Linked DNA regions of Homo sapiens: region 2 is linked to region 1. The links are chromatin loops, found by intact Hi-C in ENCODE. Cell type or tissue: Calu3. All regions are shown on one strand. Links, peaks and the distances in the headings refer to the core of each region. The heading gives the core; the rest is flanking DNA.

Evidence for each region. Peaks named below come from ENCODE experiments on the same cell type or tissue, not always from the same donor. Only the 100,000 strongest peaks of a DNase experiment are listed, where the experiment ranks them.
Region 2: a loop joins it to region 1, with 2.7 times the contacts of the local background. A loop is called at or near these places in 7 of 110 quality-filtered maps.

Annotation. Positions count from the first base shown.
Region 1 is chr6:28,576,266-28,584,605 of GRCh38, forward strand. It overlaps SCAND3 (SCAN domain containing 3), which reads right to left. Exons shown (of 4, transcript NM_052923.2): 2 at 3,007-3,154. Among named protein-coding and RNA genes, the nearest start is that of SCAND3, 6.9 kb to the right of the region's middle. In Calu3, for the core only: CTCF peaks have their summits at 4,408 (motif pointing left) and 4,668; no DNase peak of the experiment used is centred there.
Region 2 is chr6:28,121,410-28,129,749 of GRCh38, forward strand. ZSCAN16 (zinc finger and SCAN domain containing 16) reads left to right here and starts at 3,200. Exons shown (of 4, transcript NM_025231.3): 1 at 3,200-3,268; 2 at 4,004-4,421; 3 at 5,374-5,512; 4 at 8,021-8,340. The coding sequence starts at 4,035. It overlaps ZSCAN16-AS1 (ZSCAN16 antisense RNA 1), which reads right to left. Exons shown (of 2, transcript NR_103456.1): 2 at 386-1,802. RefSeq lists an enhancer at 2,844-3,345. In Calu3, for the core only: no CTCF peak of the experiment used is centred there; a DNase peak (open chromatin) is centred at 3,152.

The sequences.
Region 1 (8,340 bases), core at 188-8,187:
TCTTTCTTTTTTGAGACAGAGTCTCACTCTGTTGCCCAGGCTAGAGTGCAGTGGCACAATCTCAGCTCACTGCAACTTCTGCCTCCTAGATTCAAGCAATTCTCCTATCTCAGCCTCCCGAGTAGCTGGGACTACAGGTGCGCACCATGACACTTGACTAATGTTTTTATTTTTAGTAGAGATGGGGTTTCACCATGTTGGCCAGACTGGTCTTGAACTCCTGGTCTCAAGCAATCTGCCTGCCAGCCTCAGCCTCCCAAAGTGCTAGGATTACAGGCGTGAGTTACTGCACCAGGCCAGGGGGATACCATTTTGATTAAGGAATCCAACTTTGGTGGAATGAAGAGCGTAAATGAAACTCCAGCCAATAACAAAAAGTTTCAAACAATAAAGAGCAGAAAGCCAGGACATGAATTTCCAGAGCAGTTTTCAGGATTGAAGCACTGTTTTATGTAAAATAGGATGCAAATTAACATTTACTTGTTTGTTTACTATGCAAAGACTTTTTTTTTTTTTTTGTATTTTTAGTAGAGACGGGGTTTCACTGTGTTAGCCAGGATGGTCTCGATCTCCTGACCTCATGATCCACCTGCCTTGGCCTCCTAAAATGCTGGGATTACAGGCGTGAGCCACCACACCCGGTCTCAGACTTTTTTTTTTGGAGGAACCTCAGCAAGACAATAATAGATTTTTAAAAAAATCTCCACACTACACATTTTCTCTTTTATTCAGTCAGGTTAGCTATTACATCAACATTTGAGGAGTAAGTTCCAACCTAATATATTCATATCAGCTCCCTTTTAGGGCTATTAACTACAAACTCAATACAAATAGCTTCATTACTAATTTTAATAAGAGTACTGGATGAGTCAAAATCAGTGAAAAATTTCTGACTTAATAAAGCTTATTAAAAGAAATTTCTAGAATACTCATAATAACAGAAACACTAAGAATACTTCAAATTTGGCTAAGTGTTAAGGAAAAAAACTATTTTGGAAAAAGTAAAAAATAATAATTTGGAATTAGCATAACATCTCTAGATAGTTTTATAGTTGCTTGGAAAAATACTTTCACTCAAGTCAACATCATTTATACTATCAATTTGCATACCAAATAGTGAGACAGAGCAGGGACCCCTCTTAGGGGCCTGTCAGCCACCCCTAACCCCAAGCATGGTAATAACAGAAAATCTTGAGTTCCTTCAAGGGAAATTCCAGGCATCTAACTATCTTTAAGAAGTAAATGAGCAACTTGATAAACAAGAAGGTAATACCTTAAAACAACATCCAAAAAAGTTAGTCATGAGATGTTCCCTATATTAACTAAAGATAGCATCTTAACATATATCCCTAAGTTGTTTTTCAGAAACCCATACCTCCACCAAATGGATCCACTGGTCTGAAGACCTCAGATAATGGGGAACTGAGGACTGAACTCCAACCGCTGCTTTGTTCTAAAGTTCTTCCTGTGGGGCCTGGAAGAAGTCACACCCGCAAGCCAGAGCTAACCTTTTTTTCTGCTGATCCCAAATTTTCAGACAAAGCTTTGCCTCCTTAACCAATTGCAAATCAAAAAATCTTTGAATCTACCTATGACCTGTAAGCCCCTTCTCTGAGATGTCCATCCTACCTTTTTAGGTCAAAATAATGTACAGTGTCCACGTATTGATTTATGACTTTGCTTGTAACCTCTGACTCCCTTCTTTTAAAAAAACTTTACTTGCAAACCATTGGGGAAACTGGGTCTTAATTTTGAGGGGACCAATTCTCCTTGCTTGACACTCTGCAAATAAATGCCCTCTTTTCTCCTGTTGATGTGGATGTTTGGCTTTCCTGTGCCAGGCAAGTGAACCCGTTTGGTTCTGTAGCAGTAATGAACTACTAAATTTAAATCATCTAAAATGTTTATATTTTCTAAAACTAGGTTAAAATTAATGATATGTTACTGTGTGGTTTGGCCTCATTTAACTCTCAATTGTTCCAGTAAGGCTTCTTTGATCATTAAATTTAAACTCACAGTGAGTTTTCCTTTCCTGAAAATCATTATCTATTTATAACACAAGTTAGCACTATCGCAGTTTTTTCTTTAACTGTTTTATAGGTAGATGCAACAAGACTGTAAGTTTCTAAAGAAACAGAGATCACTTATTTCTCTAGTATCTTTCACATTATCTAACACGTTACTACATCTAGTGTTCAATAGAAAATTGTTAACTTTATAATAAAATAACAATAATGGTAAGTGCTATCTCAAAATGTGACTGAAAAAGACCATCCTATGGATAGCATTTCTTTCCATACTGATCCATTTTGTGCCATGCTATAGAACTAGAAGCAGAGAAGGAAAATAAATAAGAATGAATTAGAAGAAGAAATACAGGGCAATGTCAAGAGAACCAGGAAAATATGAGCCCCAGAAGTTTGTAGAATCAATATTAATGTCTAAGAAAATTGTTAGGGCTATAAGAGGAGAAAAACATTGTATCCATTTTACCTAATCCTTTTTAAATGGAAAAGATAGCTGTTCCAGAACCAGGCCAGACTCCACCTCTACTATACATTATACCAATAACAGACCTTAGAACACTAATAAACATAGACTTCAGAAATTCCATATTCTAAGGTAGAATTTCCAAATAGTATTTCCAATGTATACACAGTCATTATGTGACAAAAATTGTGGTCAGAGGCTACAGCAATGGGACCCATGACTACACTGACAAGTGCTCAGTATTTACATACAGAGGTATCTGATTTATCCACAGGTACTTACTAACTTCATTACAAAGTATCCATGAAAAATCTTGTGTTCAAGTATTTTTGACATTATTATCTGACTGTTTTAATTCAACTCCCTTAATAACATTACACTATACTGATTGGCTTTTCCTTCAACTATTAATACATTCAGTAGAAGCTGAAATGGAATGAGGTTTGATAACTTTCAATACTAGACCCTTCATTCTCCCAAGTCTCACCTTCTTTCTTAGAACTAAATTATTCTCACCATTATCTTGAAGTGGGTGTGGCTCTGGAGATTCACATTCCATTCTATCTTCCATAGACTGAAGCTGGGTGCCTAAAGACTCCTTTGCAGAATCCAGAGGGATCATTTCTTCCATAGAAACTTCCTGCCCATATGTGCCCTGTGAGACCTGTGGACAAGTAGGTGCATTTGGTAAACAATACAAATAATTGTAGTTTGTCATAGCTAAACTTGTATTCTTCCACTAAAATAGAATGTAAGAAGAAAATCAGTCTTTACTGAATTCTTAAGTACAAGATAAAACATGAAGAGAAATGAAAAATGCTGGGACTAATAAAGCCAGAGCCATACAACAGAAACTGATGTCTCTATAGGACAGGAGTTAAAACGCATCCCTTTGGTTTCTGTTTCTGGGAATAACAATGAAAGCACGTTAAAGAAATATCTCCTAAACCGTGATGACTGAAAAAAATTGTAAATGAGTTCCAGTGTGGTTAATTAAAAGTAAATATTGGGCTGGGTGCAGTGGCTCATGCCTGTAATCCCAGCACTTTGGGAGGTCGAGGCAGGTGGATCACCTGAGGTCAGGAGTTCGAGAGCAGCCTGGCCAACATGGAGAAACCCTGTCTCTACTATTAATAATGCAGATTCACCAGGCCTAAGAAAATGTACAAATTGTTAAAGGATTACAGAGTTATTAATGGTTACACTTACGCTACATCGAGTTGGAAAATGTCCATGGATAGTGAATCCCAAAATTGCACATAAACCAGAATATTCTAAAAGGGAATATCCAGTGACATAGGAGGAGATGAAAGCCTACATATTATTAGAATATCATGTTGGGATTTAAGATTCTGTGTCATGCTCCTTTCCTCCAACTTGGATACCACATAATAAATTTATTCTTGCCGGGCATGGTGGCTCATGCCTGTAATCCCAGCATTTTGGGACTAATAAAAGGAGGCCAAGGTGGATGCATCACCTGAGGTAACGAGTTCGGGACCAACTTAGCCAACATGATGAAACCCCATCTCTACTAAAAACACAAAAATTAGCCAGACGAGGTGGTGCACGCCTGTAGTCCCAGCTACTCAGGAGGCTGAGGCAGGAGGATCATTTGAACTCAGGAGGCAGAGGTTGCAGTGAGTTGAGATCATGCCACTGCACGACAGAGCGAGACTCCGTCTCAAAAAAAAAAAAAAAATTCTTAAACTGTGCAAAGCACATTTCAAAAAATCATTTTCTCAAAATTCATAAAATGGTTAAGCCAGTTCCCTTTGGTATGTTTTTCCCTTCTCTGAGCTTAATAAGGTATCTTATGTAAATTGCTTTGTATAATATAATAGCATGCATTTCAATTTGTCTAAATCTTTGCATAACTGCCAGAAACAGAATCTGTGAAAGAGGGCCACCTGCTGTTTATAATTAAACAATGTATCAATTCTGTAATGTTAGTATACACAATCCCAGCTTTTGGAGCAACTAAGAAACAAAATATGGATATGGTTCATTGTGCTGAATTATTCACTGACTCTCCCCCACCCCCCCACCCCCCCAAGCACAAACACAAATCTAGTCTCTTGATTCCTCTACTTTTCCACCAGCTGGACTAGACCAAAATGGGTGGGCCTGGTCTTAGAACCGGGAGGAACTCCACTTCTGCCTCTACCACAGAAGTTTGAAGAGTACCTTGGGTAGTGGTAATAAATTACAAAACTGAAGTTACTTCAAACTGGTCATGACAGTCATTAGTCTTTCAGTATTCAATTCCTGGGTTTGATTTTTTTTAACGCTGGAAAGAAGCTGAGTGCAGTAGCTGACATCTGTAATCTCAGCACTTTGGGAGGCCGAGGTGGGAGGATTGCTTGAGCTCAGGAATTCGAGACCAGCCTGGGCAACATAGTGAAACCTCATCACTGCCCAAAATACAAAAAATTAGCCAGGCATGGTAGCACATATCTGTGGTCCCAGCTACTCAGGAGGCTGAGGAAGGCAGATTGCTTGAGCCTGGGAGGTGGAGGTTGCAGTGAGCCAAGATCGTGCCACTGCCCTCCAGCCTGGGTGACAGAGTGAGATTCCATCTCAAATAAATAAATAAAAATGCTGGAAAGAAACTTTTGGTTGTAATATGGTAGAGTAAATATTGCTGTGTTCATTAGAAATGCACATATTTCCAATAAATTCGAACATCTAACTTACAGTGGCACAAACAAATAGGGGTTTATTTTTGTTACATAACAAGAAGCCTAGAAGAAGGTAGTTGCTGGCACCAACTCATTTATCTAACAGTTTTTCAGGGACCCTAGCTGTCTTCATATTTCTGCTCTGTCACTTTTAACACTAGCATTTGGCCTCATGCTTACCATCACTTAATGGTCAGAAGATGGCCAGATATCATATTAGTGTTCAAGACTGGAAGTGAGAAAAGGTGAAACTAAAGTAATCTCCCCTATCCTATCAGGAAAATAAAAGCTTCCCCAGGAACCTCCTCCCCGAAATATGCTTATTTCTCCCTGGCCAGAATTCTGTTGCATAGTTAACTCTAGAACAAGGAAGCCTGGAAAAGAATTTAATTAGATATATTGCCAGTATGAACAAAACCAACATTTTGTCGGGAGGAAAGAAGGGTAGAATAGACACTGGGTTGGCAGCTAAAAGTGTCTGCCAGTGGTATTTCCCCTGTGGGGGAAATCACACAAAAACAAGAAAAATGAGAAACATTTATACAAACTTGATATTCAACAACACTAAGAGATATTTATAACTCTGACCACATTAAAAAAACTATCAAACATGATCAGCGTATAACCTGAACAATACCCAAGGAACTGACCAAACACCAAGTCCTACCAGAAGCTACATTTTTCAACAAAGCTAGAAGGGGAAATTTTAAAGCAAGCTTATCCACCCTGCAGCCTGCAGGCCACTTGCAGCCCAGGACAGTTCTGAATGTGGCCCAACACAATCTTGTAAACTTTCTTAAAACATTGTAAGATTGTTTTGTGATTTTTTTTAAGCTCATCAGCAATCGTTAGTGTTAGTGTATTTTAGTGTGGCCCAAGACAATTATTCTTCCAATATGGCCCAGGGAAGCCAAAAGATTGGATACCCCTATTCTAAAGTAACAGGCATATCTTAAGGGGGAAAAAAACTACAGTATTTGTTATTTAAAGCAAAGAGAAAAGGGTGTGCTGACTAGACGTGAGAAACTGCTTATATAGGCATTTGTGCTGCAACATAACATATGAATGTATTAAAAAAACATGCTTTCTGCAAAACTGCAGAAAAGTGACAGGATTTATGGGGAAAATACGGTTAAAGGGTGGACTATTTTAACACCTACACAACTTTGTCACTAGAGCATTATTAAAACTATAACAACTCCCGGCTGGCGCACGGTGGCTCACGCCTGTACTCCCAGCACTTTGGGAGGCTGACGCGGGCGGATCATGAGATCAAGAGATCGAGACCATCCTGGCCAACATGGTGAAGCCACGTCTCTACTAAAAATACAAAAATTAGCTGGGCGTGGTGGCGCTTGCCTGTAAATCCCAGCTACTTAGGAGGCTGAGGCAGGAGAATCGCTTGTACCAGGGAGGCAGAGGTTGCAGTGAGCCAAGATCCTGCCACTGCACTCCTGCCTGGGGACAGAGTGAGACTCCGTCTCAAAAAATAAAAATAAAAATAAAATAAAATAAAAAACACTATAAAAACTCTAGTAAAAATATAAGACATTAATAAATCTTACTTTAAGTATAGGATTTTACCTTAGAAAGGTGATGTTATCTTGTTAGAAACAAGTGTGAGGAAAGGGGGGGCAAGGGTGGAAGGATATAATCATCAAAAATTCAAAGGTGGGTCGGGCACGGTGGCTCACGCCTGTATTCCCAACACTTTGGGAGGCCGAGGTGGGCGGATCACGAGGTCAGGAGACTGAGACCATCCTGGTTAACACGGTGAAACCTCGTATCTACTAAAAATTAGCCGGGCGTGGTGGCGGGCGCCTGTAGTCCCAGCTACTCGGGAGGCTGAGGCAGGAGAATGACTGAACCCCGGAGGCAGAGCTTGCAGTGAGCCGAGATCGTGCCACTACACTGCAGCCCAGGGGACAGAGCGAGACTCTGTCTCAAAACAAACAAACAAACAAACAACAACAACAACAATTCAAAGGTGGAAAGATATAATCATCAAAAATCCAAGTGAAGACGCTTGAACATTTGATGTTATATTCTTCCACCCTTGGATATAGTGATACTACAAGAAACATGATGTGGGTTCCCGTTTATCATCTTGTTTTTATTTATTTGACACTGGCTTATAAAAAGATACCCAGTGTTTGCTGTTTTAACACTTTCCTTCTTTCATAAAGAAGCTGTTTATATGGGTCCAATTAGGGCTTTATGTCATGAAGTGAAATCATGCTGCGTTCTGCATTGTAGTCATTATCTTTTATCTACTCCAACTGCTTCTCTATCATACTTGAAGCAGAAGATAACTGAGAAGTGAAAAGCTCTTGGGAGGCAGCTTGTAGCTTGTGGAACTGCATGTTCTTCTTCCTCCACACCTTCCATTTGTGCCTCAGCAACTAACTTGCAGCTCTTCTGTAGAAAGATCCTGTGTGTCAGATTGCAGCAGCTCCGCATTATCCTCACTAGCAACTTCTTCAAATCCAACCCCCTTTGCAAGAGCGATACAGCTTGGGTTGGTTTTGGGGAGATCTTCTGAAGGCTCAAAGGCTTTGGAATCATAAATTAAATCAGGGAGAATTGTATATCACACCCCGTGCAAACAGGCTTTTGTGAAATCATTCCAGGCCTCTACAATAATATCAATAATAAGTTTAATGTTGAATCATTTACAGAATTCAAAAAATGTTAGGGCACTGTCACCCCCTGTATAGGCAACCAATATCTTGAATGTTTGCTTTAAATAATAAGCTTTAAAGATTGCAATCACACCATGATTAAGGGGCTGCAGTAAAGAAGTTGTATTGGGAGGTAAAATGAGAACTGTGATATTTGAGGAAAGCTCAGTGACTACTGGAGGGTGGCTTGGTGTATCACTGAGAATTATAAGAATTTTAAAAGACAATTTTTTTCTCTTGCAATGTTTTATTTTTTTTTAATCTACAAAAAAATCACCCGAAAGATCAGAAAATATCTGCCCTGTCATCTAGTCTCTCTTGCTAGACCTGTAGTAGGCACCAAGGCTAGTCTTTACAATTCATTTTAAAGCTTATAGATTGGCAGAATGATAATCACAGGCTTTAGCTTTAAAATTCCACTGGCATTTGCACCCAGCATCACCATCAGTTGATCCTTTGTAGCCTTAAACCCCACAGTGTGTTTCTAG
Region 2 (8,340 bases), core at 141-8,140, 450 kb before region 1:
ATGCAGGTTCTCCTTAAGTTTACCCCCAACTGATACTCATAGTGAATTTTTTTTTTTTTTTTAAGACAGAGTCTCACTCTGTCGCCAGGCTGGAGTGCAGTGGCATGATCTCGGCTCACTGCAACTTCTACCTCCTGGGTTCAAGTGATTCTCCTGCCTCAGCCTCCTAAGTAGCTGGGACTAACAGGCACATGCCACCATGCCCAGCTAATTTTTGTATTTTTAGTACAGATGGGCTTTCACCGTGTTGGCCAGGATGGTCTCGATCTCTTGACCTCGTGATCCGCCTGCCTCGGCCTCCCAAAGTGCTAGGATTACAGGTGTGAGCCACCTTGCCCGGCCAACATTTTTAAGATAATAATTTTCACAAAAACAATCATACCATATCTTTTGTAACTTTTTATTTTACTCAATATACCTTTAGCATCTCTTAGTTTCTAAAAACTGGGTGGTATTTTAATGAATAGACATATAAAAATTTAAATTCCAAATGTTAGGCATTCAAGTTTCCCAATTTAAATAAATAGTGCTTCTTTGTACATACGTTCAAACATTTATGTAAGCATTTCTATATGGATAATTCCAAGAAGCTAAGTTGTTGAATCAAGGGGTATGGACAACTTCTTACCTTCTAAATAAGTCTTACCTTCTAAAAATGTAAAACTAAGTATGCCTGTATATCCACACACCTCCTAACACTGAATATTATAAATCGTTTGTCTTTAGCAATCTTAAAAATCTTTCTTGTTTTGTTTAAATTCTTATTAGTGAACCTTTTCATATTCACTATTCTTAATTTTGTGTTCTATAAATGTCAAGTGAGTCTGTGTGAAGAGAGTCCACCAACAGGCTTTGTGTGAGCAACAAGGCTGTTTATTTCACTTGGGTGCAAGTGGGCTGAGTCCAAAAAGAGAGTCAGCAAAGGGAGATAGGGGTGGGGCAGTTTTATAGGATTTGGGTAGGTAGTGGAAAATTACAGTTAAAGGTGGTTATCTCTTGTGGGCAGGGGCGGGGGTCACAAGGTGCCAAGGTGCTGGGTGGGGAGATCATGAGACTCACTGTCGGGGGCAGGGGGAATGTCACAAGGTCGATTGATTAGTTGGGGTGGGGCAGGAACAAATCTCAATGGTGGAATGCCATCTTTTGTGGTTCTTCAGTTGCTCCAGGTCATCTGGATGTATACGTGGCGGTCACAGGGGCTATGATGGCTTAGTATCATATTGTCAGAGGCCTGACAATAAATGCATGCAGGTTAAGTACTTTGTCTATTTTTCTATTGGCTTGTTCATATTTTTATTTTTTGGTAAGATAAAAGGTCTTTGTATATCAGGAAAATCAGCTGTGTCTTTTAGATGTGTGGCATATTTTACTTTTAGTTTATATTTTATTTTTACTTTTTTCATTCAAATATTTCAATTTTACAAGGCCAGTTTCATTTATCTTTTCCTCCATGGCCTTTTCAGTTTTATGTCTTTAGGGGTTTGTGTTATTCTTAAAAAGGCCCTTCCCACTCCAACTTTCCAACCTGTCTCCCTGCTTCTGCCCTTGCCCAACCCCTTCACATTCAAGTCTACTGTTAACATAGCAGCCAAAATAATAATCTCAATACCCAAGTTTAATCATGTTACTTCTCTACTCAGAAATCTCAAATGAGCCATGCTGGGTAGCTCACACCTGTAGCTCCAGCTACTCAGGAGGCTGAGGCGAGAAGATCACTTGAGCCCAGGAGTTTCAGGCTGCAGTAAGCTATGATCGCACCACTCACTGCACTCCAGTCTGGGTGACAGAGTGAGACCCATCTCCTAAAACAAAGGAAAAGGAAAGAAAAGAGAAAAGAAAATAAACTGAGTAGCTTATCATTTTATCATTTTAGAGTAAAAATACCCTTGCACTCACCCAAGGCTCTCACTATCTCTCCACCCAACGCTCTTTTGCTCACTCAGCTCCAGAAAAACAAGCACCCTTCCTTTGCCCAAAATACTTAAAACACACTCCACTCCAGGCTTTTGCATTTGTTATCCCTCTCCCTGAAACATCTTTATCCCTGATGGCCCATTCCCTCAGCTCCCTCAATCTTTGCTCAAATGTCAATTTCCTAGTCAGGTCCTCCATGAATATCCTATTTAAATTGCATCACTTCATTCTCACCCCAAATTCCCTATTTCCTTTATTTTCTCCTTAGAACTGATATCCACTCTCTATACACTATGTATATTTTTTGGTTTATTGCCTGCCTCCCCAGCACACACACACACACACACACACATACACACACACACAAGATTATAAATTCCATGAAAGGAAGGGCATTGTTTTGCTCAAAATTAGTTCCAGCTTCCACAATAGTGCCTGGCATAGTAGATAAATCAATATTTGTGTAAGAAAGGAGAAGAGGGAGTAAAAAACTAAGAGCATTTTTCACCCATCAATTTGGCAAAGATCAAAATATTTTATAACACTGTGTTGACAAGTATAGGTAAATAAGAATACTGCTAGTAGATCCTATGATTGGTGATTTGGCATTAACAAAAGTACAAATTTCCCTATTCTATGCTGTAGTAATTCCCTTTCTAGACATACAGACTATGGATATATCCTTACACATGAAAAATGATGTGAGTTCACAGTAAGTTATTGCAGCAATGTTTGAAAAAGAAGAATTGGAAACAACCTCATGACCACCAATGGGGTACTTATTAACAAATTATAGAACATAATACACAGTTGAATACCGTGCAGTTGTTTAAAAAAGAGCAAGATCAAGGAAACACTTATGTACAGCCTTTACCAAGACCACCTGGTAAAAAGAAAAATAAGAAAGGTACAGAAGTGCTACTATTTGTGCAGAGGGGAAAAAGCGCGGACAATCTATAACGGTGTAATATATCTACGGAAGGATATACAAGTCACGAAAAATATTGTCAAACTAGACGCTGGGGGACATTTACTCTTTTTAATAAATGTATGTGAATGCATTACTTATCCATATTACTCAATAATTAAACCGAAAAACGTTTTAAAGAAGTACAAATAAGACTTGCTCGCAGATCCCGCAATCCCATCAATACGAGGCGTAAAAGCCGGGTCCTCCACTGGCTAGGGCCGAGGAGGCAAGCACTCAAGCTGCCACAGAGGCGAAGCTTCCTAGAGCGGCCCGGAAGTGCCCGGCTGAAGCGGCCGGGCGCCGATTGGTGTCTTTGAGTCTAGTCTTTGTTCGGGGCTGTCCAAAGGACGCTAGCTGTTGCACCTGTTCCTCCCTGCGCGTAAGGTGAGTGTCTCCCGGCTCCCAGGTGGAGAAAAGGGGACAAGACGCAGCTGTGGTCAGCAGCAACACCCTCCCCACACCTCCCTGTCGCGGGCAGAGTGTAACACTCCTGTCCCTCCCTCCGCCCCCCAACAGATCTACAGGAGAGGATTTGGCCCAGCCTTCCGGGAGAGGATGGGTGGAAGGGGGACACTGGTTGCGGGTTCCTCTGCAGAGGCATCTGTCTGATCCCCTTCCAGGGTTGGCACACATATCCTATAACCAGTGAATCCTGGGGGCACAAGCTGGCCCGTGCATCTCATGGTAACAGAATGAAGAGCCTTTTAACAAAGCCGTTAATAATACTTGGCGTTTATTTAGTGCTTACTAGTGCCCGCTGCCATGCCAGGGACGTTGCATACGTTCTCATGTAATCTGTATATCAACCCTGTAACACACATGAGAATTGTACCTGAGGATCTGTAGTTCTAGTCCAGATAAATAACTTCCTCTAAGTTACACAATAGAGCACAGATTCAAATCATATCCCTGCGTCACTGTTTTTTGTTTTGTTTTGTTTTGTTTTGTTTCAGCTTCCTATAAGACTGTTTTCTCTGATTGACTTCTGGTGGCTTGGCTTCATTATGATGTGTTTATGTTCACAGAAATTTTTGTAATTTCTCTATGGTAACAACTTTTTATGCCTTAGGAGTGTCTCTGAGGCAGGATTCTAAGAGATTCTCTTTGACTCAATCCCAGATAGAGGATAAATCTCCTGGCAAAGCCCAGAATGACCACAGCCCTGGAACCTGAGGACCAAAAAGGACTTCTGATAATTAAGGCAGAGGACCATTACTGGGGACAGGATTCCAGCTCACAAAAGTGCAGTCCTCACAGGAGGGAACTCTATAGACAACACTTCAGGAAGCTCTGCTATCAGGATGCACCTGGACCCCGTGAAGCTCTTACCCAGCTGTGGGAGCTCTGCCGTCAGTGGCTGAGGCCAGAATGCCACACCAAGGAGCAGATTTTAGACCTGCTGGTGCTAGAACAGTTCCTGAGCATTCTTCCTAAAGACCTGCAAGCATGGGTGCGTGCACACCATCCAGAGACTGGAGAGGAGGCAGTGACGGTACTGGAGGATCTGGAGAGAGAGCTTGATGAACCTGGAAAGCAGGTGTGAAGGGGCAGTCATCTGGCTGTGAGTGATCAGGGGATATGGATGGAGCCAAAGCAAAAGGCATATGAAAGAACATCTGAAAATATTTATCCTCTAAAGAACAAGGCATAGGAAGGGACCTGACTACCTATGTCAAATAATTAAAGTGTGGCTGGGTAAAGAGAGGAGAGTCACTAGACTGATTCTATGCCTGTTTGGAAGGCTAGGATCAGTGGGAAGTTACCAAAAGGCAATCAGGTATCAGAGGAAAAGAAATAATTTTCTGCCATTCATAGATACCCATAAATAAAATAGGCTACCCCATAAGAAACTCCCTTTCCATATAGGTATTCAAGCGGAGATTCAAGTAGATGTCAAGGATATTGCAGAATAGGACTGTCCAACAGAAATATAATGCAAGCTGTATATGTATTTAAATTTTCTAGTAGCCACATTAAAAAAAAAGGTGAAATATATATTTTATTTAGCCCACAATATTTAATCATGTAATCAATATTTTTAATGAGGTATTTTAGATATCTGTGCTTTAAATTTTCAAAATTTGGTATGTATCTTACATTTAGCTTATCTCATTTGTACTAGCCATATTTTAAGTACTCAGTAACCACATTTTGCTAGTGACTACCATATCGGATAGCATGGTTATAGAAGAAATGCTCCCATTTGCTGGAAGTTGGGCTAGATGATTTTTAAGCTACCTTCCAAATCCCAGTGCTCTGATCCTGGACTTCTGCAGATCAATGAAAGAAGAGACGTTGAATTTTACTCTCTAGTGTCCTGAATTGTAGAGATTAGCCTCTGTTCCTTCTCCTAGCCATTATTGCCATTTACAATGAAATGAGAATTTGTCCCCCCTTTCTATGTCCCTGGAAGATGTTTCATTTGATTGTTTTATCTGAAGTTACTTAAGTTTCCATAAAATTCACCTTACACACCTCATTTTCCCTAGGTCCCAGGCAATTCAGAAAGACGGGACATACTCATGGACAAGTTGGCCCCCTTGGGAAGGCCATATGAATCACTGACTGTCCAGCTCCATCCCAAAAAGACCCAGCTGGAGCAGGAAGCTGGGAAACCACAAAGGAATGGTAAGCAGGAACAGTTCTGAGTGTATGAGGGTAGAGGTACTTCCTTAGGTTAGAGGAAAACTTTCTCACTTTCATCTTCTCCTTTTAAAGATTTCCTGCTTGTCCTCCACCTCACTATGGACAATTTTATCCTCCTCTTACCCTTGCTCCATGATGGAGTTATATTTTAGTTTCTCACTAGACAAAAAAGCTGCTATTTGGCCCAAGGGATGAGGATGGAGTTTATTTAATATCCTTATAATTCTGTTGTTATCTAATGATTCTTGTTCCAAATCCCCCTAAATTTCCATTTTGAGACAGGAGAACTTATGGCACTCTGTATTAGTCAGCGAGGCCTGTCATACAGAATACCATGGACTTATGGGTGGCTTAACAGAAATTTATTTTCTCACAGTTCTGGAGGCTGGAAGTCCAAGATGAATATGCTTACAGGGTTAGTTACTAGTAAGGCTACTCTCCTTGGCTTGCAGACCTCTTGCTGTGTCTTCACATGGCCTTTCTCTGTACACACACACTCCTGGTGTCTCTTCCTCTTGTAAGGACACTAGTACTATTGGATTAGGGTCCTACCCTTATGACCTTATTCAACCTTAATTACTTCATTAAAGCCCTATCGTCATATACAGTAATGTTTGAAAGGGGTTAGGGCTTCAATGTATGAATTTGTGGAGGAAGACAAGTCAATCTATAACACATTCCCATGATGAAAGAAGTAGGGAAGAGAGACAATGATCAGTCAATACAGCAAAGTTTCTTGTTTTTATCTGCATGTCAAATTAATTGGGTTTTATCCCCCATCCCAGCTCCCTAATTACAAACTAGGGTGTCTAGTGTATCCCCAGGCTACATTAAAAAGCTGGTGAATTTTAAATTCCAGTTTATCCAAACCCTACCTTTTTCAGTGCTCACCACCCTTTCTCTAGAGGCTCCCATGTCTAATAATGCCTCTCCGGGTAGTTCCTTATACTCTAGCCTATTTTGTATTCTTACTACTTAAGTTTTACCAATATCCCATCCTGTAGGATCCCTACCAGATGATTTGTCTAATCTGAAAAATTATTTTGAGCTAAGATGTTCCTAGCTGCTATCTGGAAAGGATGACATTTAATTATATGTAATGTAAAGAAGCCTTTCAGTGCTTTAACTCTAGGAGTGGAGTGCTGGTTACTGTTTGGCTTTAGAAGTGACGTTAAGAACCTCCTATCTGTTCTTTTTTATTTTTATTTTATTTTATTTTTTTTAGAGGAGAGGTCTCACTATGTTTCCCAGGCTTGTCTCAAACTCCTGGGCTCAAGTGATCTTTCCACCTTAGCTTCCCAAAGTGCTAGGATTATAAGCATGAGCCACTGTGCCTGGCTCAACCTGTCTTTTGATTCATTCATCTTTCACTGAGTATTTACTAAATAGCAGCTATATGCCAGACACTATACTAAATGTAAGGAATCCAAAGGTTAGACACTTACATTACTTCTCTTCAAGAAGCAGGAGAGTGAGCACTTACAATAGTGTAATAATTACCATACTAGAGATACACCGTGAACTACAAAGAGGATAGCTATCCCTGAGGTGCACCTGCAAAAATATCACAGAGTAGGCTTGCTTGAGCTGAGAAGGTCAGGTGGGAGCTGAAAGGGGGTGACATTTTAGGCAAAGAAACGGTGAAAAAAAATAGCATCAGAGAATAACATTCTAAGAATAGCAACTGCTCTGAGTTTGATTCTGATAAGGAGTCGTCTGTAGGAGGGAAAATCAGCAATGTGTGTTTTAATAAACGATCCAGCTGATTCTGATGCACAATAAGGTTAGAAACCACCGAGCTAGGATTTAGACAGGAGGTGATGACAGCAAGGACATCAGTTTCAGGAAAAAATATTTTACCCAGCATATACACTGACTATCCATTGTCATTTCCTATTCCTTTTCATTCCTCTATTTACTCTGACCTGCATGTTGTCATGCTTCCTGCTTCCAGCTAATTATTATCCTTCAAACACACTCCCCTCCTTGGATGGTTCCTATTCACTATATTCCTCTCAGACCCCAAATCCTATTATCCTCTCCATTCACTTTTACTTGATTTTACTTGCCACCTATGTTTCAGGCCCCTGCATGTTTCTCCCAAACTTTTACCTCCCTCCCCATCTCTGTTCTCCAGTCTCTCTAATTATCCTTGGCATATCTATAGTCCCCTCATTTATCCGTCTTCCCTTACATAGTATTGCTAACTTATCTCTTGAGCTCTATTTTTGCCTTTTCTTCTCTTAATCTACTCTCAAACAACTTGTTCTGCTGATATCTTCCTTAATTCTTAATTTCTTCCTTACATTGTGACTCTGTGCTATGATGATACCAAAAATAAGATGGTACCAAATATTTGATATGTGTGTTGTATGTGACTTCTCATTATTTTATAACACATTTATAACATTTACATGTTCTTTCTTCCATAGGCTGTTTGCTTCTCAAACATAGAATAGGACCCGTTTGTGTACTGTTTGTTTGTTACAGGTGATAAAACTAGGACTAAGAATGAAGAGTTGTTCCAGAAGGAAGATATGCCCAAAGACAAGGAATTCCTTGGGGAGATAAATGACAGACTGAACAAAGATACTCCTCAGCATCCTAAGTCCAAAGATATTATTGAAAATGAGGGCAGATCAGAATGGCAACAGAGGGAAAGAAGACGATATAAATGTGATGAATGTGGGAAAAGTTTCAGTCATAGCTCAGACCTTAGTAAACACAGGAGAACTCACACGGGAGAGAAGCCCTATAAATGTGATGAGTGTGGAAAAGCCTTCATTCAGCGCTCACATCTCATTGGACAT